2 separate regions of the Homo sapiens genome follow, and region 2 is linked to region 1. Evidence: read pairs that join two places in POLR2A ChIA-PET (ENCODE). Cell type or tissue: B cell. All regions are shown on one strand.

What was found. Peaks named below come from ENCODE experiments on the same cell type or tissue, not always from the same donor. Only the 100,000 strongest peaks of a DNase experiment are listed, where the experiment ranks them.
Region 2: POLR2A ChIA-PET joins it to region 1 with 5 read pairs; 25 of 35 experiments call an interaction of 5 or more read pairs at or near these places.

The regions. Positions count from the first base shown.
Region 1 is chr17:40,270,828-40,274,827 of GRCh38, forward strand. It overlaps WIPF2 (WAS/WASL interacting protein family member 2), which reads left to right. Exons shown (of 8, transcript NM_133264.5): 6 at 2,963-3,172. Among named protein-coding and RNA genes, the nearest start is that of CDC6, 15 kb to the right of the region's middle. In B cell, no CTCF peak of the experiment used is centred here; no DNase peak of the experiment used is centred here.
Region 2 is chr17:40,221,028-40,225,027 of GRCh38, forward strand. All of the region lies in intron 1 of WIPF2 (WAS/WASL interacting protein family member 2), which reads left to right. Among named protein-coding and RNA genes, the nearest start is that of WIPF2, 3.7 kb to the left of the region's middle. RefSeq lists an enhancer at 3,500-4,000. In B cell, no CTCF peak of the experiment used is centred here; a DNase peak (open chromatin) is centred at 1,516.

The sequences.
Region 1 (4,000 bases):
TTCTGAGTGTGTCTTACGGGAAGCAAAAACATTTATTGGGCTTATTGTGCCAGATTGTGTGTGTGTGTGTGTGTATGTTATTCTATTACTGTGTTACATGCTTAACTATAGTCACTACAGCAATTCTGATAGTAATCAGGAGGAATAATAAGATACTCTTTTCTTTGAGACAGTCTTGCTGTGTCACCAGGCTGGAGTGCAGTGGCGCGATGTTGGCTTATTGCAGCCTCCATCTCCCAGGTTCAAGCTCCTCCCACCTCAGGCTCCAGAATATCTGGGATTGCAGGCGTGTGCCACCACGCTTGGCTAATTTTTGTACTTTTTTAAAATTTGAGGTGAGGTTTCATCATGTTGCCCAGGCTGATCTCGAACTCCTGGCATCAAGCAATCTGCCTGCCTCAGCCTCCCAGAGTGTTGGGATTACAGATGTGAGCCACTATGCCTAGCCAAGATACCGTTTTACTACTAAAAACAGTTTTGTCTGTTAAGCTGAGTAGTCTCTTCACATACTATTTAGGTCACAACTATTTATTGGGCCACGTGCTGTGGCACATGCCTATAATCCCAGCCCTTTGCTGAGGCGGGAGCATTGCTTGAGCCCAGGAGTTTGAAGCTGCACTGAGCTATGATTCCACCACTGCGCTTTAACCTGGGTGACAGAGTGAGACCCTGTCTCTTAAAAAAAAAAAAAAATTGAACATGGCCTAGATACCAAAAGATGCACTTCCAAGCCACTGGATTGTAAATCTGGTTGGGAAGATACTATGCAGAATACTGGGAGTTACGAAAAGCAGTGTGGGAGAGTAGAAAGAGCAGACATGTGCCTTGCCTATTTTTATTTGATCTGTGACCTTAAACAAATAACCTGAGTCCCAGTTTTCTCATTTGTGAAATGGGGATAATATTACATACTTCGCATGTGTGGCTATAAGACTTTTTAAAGATTTAATACACCGAAAATGCCTGGAACATAATAGATACCCAATAAATGGTAGCTGCTATTATTGTTAGTTAATACAGAGCATAGGAGTAAGACAAACACGTTAGAATCTATTATATTCCAGTCATATTGCCATTTCTTGACACATGCTTTTGACGTTACCTTCTACTTGGTGGCAAATTTTCATCTTTTAAGAGTGAATTTGATTTTTGGAATCACCAAAAAGCAGATTCAGACATAGGTATGAACATTTTCTTTTTTTTTTTTTTGAGGCAGAGTTTTGTTCTTGTTGCCCAGGCTGGAGTGCAATGGCACGATCTTGGATCACCGCAACCTCCGCCTCTTGGGTTCAAGCAATTCTCCTGCCTCAGCCTTCCGAGTAGCTGGGATTACAGGCATGCACCACCACATCTGGCTAATTTTTGTATTTTAATAGAGACTGGGTTTCTCCATGTTGATCAGGCTGGTCTCGAACTCCCGACCTCAGGTGATCCTCCCGCCTCGGCCTCCCAAAGTGCTGGGATTACAGGCGTGAGCCACCGTGCCTGGCATAGGTATGAATATTTTCATTGGTGATGGTGGTGGGGCGACCTCAGAAATGAAATGTGACCATCATATAATAGTGTTTACAGCTCTGACTGATAAACTTGCTTTGGAGGCAATTCCAAAAGAGGTGTTTGCAGTGTTTGAGCAATGAGACTGTTACTGGACATATGTAACTTCCCACAATGAATCTGCTGTATATATTTTGAAAATCGCTCATTGATATTAGAGTAAGTGACATAGCCTGTATATGCTGTGGGAGAGCAGAGGTGGAGGGACTCAGAAGAAAATGGATTGCTTTGGGAAAGCCTTGAGAAGATGGGACTTGGATTGAACCTTGAAGGGTAGGGAGGATTTGGTAGTAAGGGAAGGGGGGATATCAGAATATTGTGAGGGGAGTCACAAGAGCAAAGCATATAATTTGGTTTATTCAGCAAACATTGATTGAGCACCTGCTGTGTGCTGTACATTTGGCTGAACTTGGGAACCCAGAAGGAGGAACTGCTCTGACATCAAGGGGTACACAGTATACTGGGGAAAGAGCACACAGAATAAATAATTATAATAGTCTATTCAAGTGGTAGGTATGCACAAGCTGCAGTGGAAGTGCAGAGGAGGGCTCCTAACCTAGCCTAGCAATAAGAAGGGAAGAGGAGAAGCCAAGCTCAAGCTGATTGGTGTGGTAGGTTACTATGTAAGCAAAGGCTTTGAGACTTTATTTTTTTACTTATTTATGTATTTGAGATGGAGTCTCTCTCTGTTGCCCAGGCTGGAGTGCAGTGGCACAATCTGGGCTCACTGCAACCTCCACCTCCCAGGTTCAAGTGATTCTTGTGCCTCAGCCTCCTGAGGAGCTGGGACTACAGGCACACGCCACCACACCGGGCTAATTTTTTGTATTTTTAGTAGAGATGGAGTTTCATCATGTTGCCCAGGCTGGTCTCCAACTGCTGAGCTCAGGCAATCCTCCCGCCTCGGCCTCCCAAAGTGCTAGGATTATAGACGTGAGCCATCACACCCAGCCACAGTTTGAGACTTTATGATTTAGGCAGTGCAAAGCCTTTGAAAAAACTGGATCAAGTTTTTAGGGAGGTTGGTGAGTTGGTGTTATGCAAAATGAATTTGGAGGGGTAAGAGACAAAGCAAGGAGAACATTCGGAAGGCTTTTGCAGTAGAGAACAGGCTAAATATAAGGAAGACCTGAATTAGAATTGTGGAGGAAGGCATGGAAAAGCAGGAAAAAAATCAAGAACAGATAGGGTTCTGACTGACTGGTAGGAAATGTAAAAAGGCCATACATTTATTCTGAATGTTGGTATCTGGAAGAATGGTGATGCTGTTCAAGTAATAAGGACAAAGGGGAACCAGGCACTGTGAGCCTCTGTGGGGTGTGTTACTCTTTTAGCTCATGTGTTTCAAGTCATTCTACCCCTTGCCGTCTCCACATCCAAACCTAACTACTTTGGATTTTAATTGCAGCTCCTCCACCCCCACCACCTGTGATCCGAAATGGTGCCAGGGATGCTCCCCCTCCCCCACCACCATACCGAATGCATGGGTCAGAACCCCCGAGCCGAGGAAAGCCCCCACCTCCACCCTCAAGGACGCCAGCTGGGCCACCCCCTCCTCCTCCACCGCCCCTGAGGAATGGCCACAGAGATTCTATCACCACTGTCCGGTCTTTCTTGGGTGAGTAGCTAGCTATCTGTAGTCTCATGGTTCCTGCGGTGACTTCACCCACTCCAGTGCCATGGCTGCTAGATGGCCACCATAGAGTGGGAATGGCCACATGGGATCCTTTGTTCACAATAGTTCTCCTGCTGACTTCATCCTCAGAGGTATGGGCTGTGTTCATTGACTTCCTTATCTTGATATGAATTCTAAGCATGGATGCTTTGGAGTAGATTGAAGTAAAATCAGCAAGTGTTGTGCTAACTCTAAATCCACTCCAAAGATCACTTTTTGTAGCTAGCTTTTAGGTCAGAGACTCTGTATCTTCTTTAGGATTATTCAGACAGGACTTATGTATTCTCCTAGGAAGGAGTGTTCCTTTCTAGCTCTTCAAAAACAAAACACTTGATTGTTCTTGGAATTATTATTTTTTAATTATTTTTTATAGAGACTGGGTCTCTGTTGCCCAGGCCGCTGTCAAACTCCTGGTCTCAAGCAGTCCTCCAACCTTGGCCTCCCAAAGTGCTGGGATTACACATGTGAGCCATCACATCCAGCCTTTCCTTGGAATTCTTGAAAAAAAAAAAAAAAAAAAAAAAAAAAAAAAGAAAAGTCCCATGGCACATTGCCTGGAAAGAAAAAAGAAGAAAGAATGACAAAAAATATTAAAGAAAAAAGGATTGGGCGTGGTGGCTCATGCCTGTAATCCCAGCACTTTGGGAGGCCAAGGTGGGAGGATTGCTTTTAGCCCAGGAACTCAAGACCAGCCTGGGCAACATGGTGGAACTTCATCTCTCTAAAAAATACAAAAATTAGCTGGGTGTGGTGGCACACGCCTGTGTTTCC
Region 2 (4,000 bases), 50 kb before region 1:
CGCCTCTGCCTCCCAGAGTTCTGGGATTAGAGGCGTGAGCCCCTGCGCCTGTCCAGAATTCATATTTTTTAAAGGACTTGAATAATCTGTTATTGCTTTGGGCTCTCCCAGGGTCCCCGTCCTTTTTCATGCTGTTATTTTTGCCTTACGGTTTTGGTTTTTGACTGTCTTACTGAATGTTTTTGGCTATTCTGTTCTCCTTTTACAAATCAGAAGAGAACCACAGGGAATAAGGACAGTTTTAGCCTACCTATGGATTTAGTAAATAACTTCAAGGCAAATTATTAAGCTCTCATTTTTTTCCCCTTTGAAATATAGGTTTTCTCTGTCCCTGCCTCTAAAAGTTTGTCTTAACACATGGGATCTTTAAAGTGGTTGCATAGAAGTGATCTCTGAAAATGAGATTGAGATATTGATATTTAAAAGACATACAATGGTGCACCTGCCTGTAATCCCAGCTACTTGGGAGGCTGAGGCAGGAGGATTGCTTGAGTCTAAGAGTTCGAGACCATTCTGGGCAACGTAGCAATACCCCATCTCTCTCTCTGTCTCTTTTTTTGTTTGTTTGTTTAAGACGGAGTCTCGCTCTTTCACCCAGGCTGGAGTGCAGTGGCGTGATCTCGGCTCACTGCAACCTCTGCCTGCCGGATTCAAGCGCTTCTCCTGCCTCAGTCCCCCAAGTAACTGGTACTATAGGCATGCACCACCACGCCCAGCTAATTTTTTGTATTTTAGTAGAGATGGGGTTTCACCATGTTGGTCAGGCTGGTCTCGAACTCCTGACTTCAGGTGATCCACCCACCTCGGCCTCCCAAAGTGTTGAGATTACAGGCATGAGCTACCACACCTGGCCGCATGTTTAGTTTTTTAACTCTTATTAATGTCAACTTTTAAAAGTAAAAATTTCATATTGTGTTACATTGGTTGCCATCAAGATGAAGATAGGGAAGTTAAGAGTTGGGGAAGGTGGAGATGAATGAAGTCAATTGATGAAGACTAGTAGAATGTAGTGTTGGTTTTTTTATTTGTTTATTTATTTATTTTGAGACAGAGTCTTGCTGTATTGCCCAGGCTGGAGTGCAATGGCACAATCTTGGCTCACTGCAACCTCTGTCTCCTGGGTTCAAGCAATTCTCCTGGCTCAGCCTCCCAAGTAGCTGGGATTACAGGCGCGTGCTGCCACGCCCAGCTAATTTTTGTATTTTTAGTAGAGACAGGGTTTCACCGTATTGGCCAGGCTGGTCTCGAACTCCTGACCTCGTGATCTGCCCACCTTGGCCTCCCAAAGTGCTGGGATTACAGGTGTGAGCCACCGCGCCTGGCCGACCTGTCTCTTAAAGGAAAACAAGGCTGGGCGCGCTGGCTCATGCCTATAATCCCAACGCTTTGGGAGGCCAAGGTGGTGGATCACCTGAGATTGCAGTGAGCTGAGATCGCGCCATTGCACTCCAGCCTGGGCAACAAGAGCGAAACTCCACCTCAACAACAACAACAACAACAACAAAAGGAAACATGTTTTTCTGTTTCTTCCTCTTAGCCTTGCTCATGTGTGTGTGTGTTTGTGTGTGTGTGTGTGTGTCTGCGTGCCAGCCAGGGAAGAACTGGTTTTGATTTGATGCATATTCAGTTTTTTTTTTTTTTTTTTTTTTTTTTTTTTTTTGAGACAGAGTTTCGCTCCTGCTGCCCAGGCTGGAGTGGAATGGCGCAGTCTTGGCTCACTGCAACCTCCGCCTGCCGGATTCAAGCGCTTCTCCTGCCTCAGTCCCCCAAGTAACTGGTACTATAGGCATGCACCACCACGCCCAGCTAATTTTTTGTATTTTAGTAGAGATGGGGTTTCACCATGTTGGTCAGGCTGGTCTCGAACTCCTGACTTCAGGTGATCCACCCACCTCGGCCTCCCAAAGTGTTGAGATTACAGGCATGAGCTACCACACCTGGCCGCATGTTTAGTTTTTTAACTCTTATTAATGTCAACTTTTAAAAGTAAAAATTTCATATTGTGTTACATTGGTTGCCATCAAGATGAAGATAGGGAAGTTAAGAGTTGGGGAAGGTGGAGATGAATGAAGTCAATTGATGAAGACTAGTAGAATGTAGTGTTTGTTTTTTTATTTGTTTATTTATTTATTTTGAGACAGAGTCTTGCTGTATTGCCCAGGCTGGAGTGCAATGGCACAATCTTGGCTCACTGCAACCTCTGTCTCCTGGGTTCAAGCAATTCTCCTGGCTCAGCCTCCCAAGTAGCTGGGATTACAGGCATGTGCCACCTGGCTAATTTTTGTATTTTTAGTAGAGACAGGGTTTTGCCATGTTGGCCAGGCTGGTCATTTACTAATTCCACCTCACACTTGATACTAGAGTAGTGTTTACCCTAGCTGGTACTGATAAGTTATGTGATAGCACCAAGGTGAAATGCAGGAGAGGTGTGAACATTGGAGTTTTCAGGTTTTACTGATGGCTTTTACGAAGGGAAGAGATTCTAGACTCACTAGGTGTTTTTAGGAAAAAAAAAAGGCAAGAGGCAAGAGACAGAAGTCTTGTTCTGTTGAAGAGAAAATTTTTTTTTGGGTTTTTTTTTTTTTTTTTTGAGACGGAGTCTCGCTCAGTTGCCCAGGCTGGAGTGCAATGGCATGATCTCTGCTCACTGCAACCTCCACCTCCCAGGTTCAAGCGATTCTCCTGCCTCAGCCTCCTGAGTAGCTGGGTGCCATCACGCCTGGCTAATTTTTGTATTTTTGTAGAGACGAGGTTTCACTGTGTTGGTCAGGCTGGTCTCGAACTTCTGACCTTGTGATCTGCCAGTCTCGGCCTCCCAAAGTGCTGGGATTACAGGCGTGAGCCACCGCGCCCGGCCCGAGAAAATTATTAAATGTTCTTTCTTTACTTGTGTTCTCTGATTGGGAGAGTAACCTGGTATATGTTAGTCTGTTTTCCTGCTCTGAAATAACTGTGAAATTCATGGGCTCTTGGTTCAGGCAGCTTCAGCAAACATAGTCTTCTTACAACCCCAGGAAGAGTTGCAGGCTACAAAATATATGTACTTATTTGGGAGTAAAAACCTGCTTAATATTATGCTATTGCAACCTACAGTGTACCTTTTTGGTTTGTTTTTTAAGGGGATTTTGAGATAACATATGGAGGCTCGGTGCTCCTGGGCGGACTTTTGGTACAGCCTGCTTATTTTTTTTTTCTTTTCTTTTCTTTTTTTTTTTTTTTTTTGAGACGGAGTCTCACTTTGTCCCCCAGGCTGGAGTGCAGTGGCGCAATCTCGGCTCACTGCAAGCTCCGCCTCCCAGGTTCACGCCATTCTCCTGCCTCAGCCTCCTGAGGAGCTGGACTACAGGCGCCTGCCACCACGCCCGGCTGATTTTTTGTATTTTTTTTTTTTTTTTTTTTGTAGTAGAGACGGGGTTTCAACTTGTTAGCGAGGATGTCTTGATCTCCTGACCTTGTGATCCACCCGCCTCGGCCTCCCAAAGTGCTGAAATTACGGGCGTGAGCCACCGCGCCCGGCCCAGCCTGCTTCTTTAACATAATGATTTTCCATTTTTCCTATCCTGTCACAGTTTTCCGTTGCTCTGCTTGAGCCAGTCCTATGTAGAAAGTGGCAAATTACACATTTTTTCTCCCCTTTTAGTCTCTGGTGGACATCTTGTCTGTGTCACAGTTTGATACTACCAAATTGAAAGGATTCTTCACTGCTTCAGATGGGGAGGGTGACAGAAGCTGAGCTGTTTCCTGGGTCAGATAATGGCCTCTGTCAAAGCAAAGAATAGTTGTAGAGACACAAACTGGGCCCTTGAAGCTGTGACTAACATTTTGGCAACATGCATCCCTTTGCCAAATAACTTCTTTTCTTCTTGAGTGTGATTGTTGATCTCCTTCTCAAAGTAGGCTCTTGTTGCTACTATTCTTCACACAACTCCCAAGCAAAAGTTGGCAGAGTTCCGGTTGACTGACTGTGTCTTGAGGGATATGCCCCGGATTAGAGTGGATG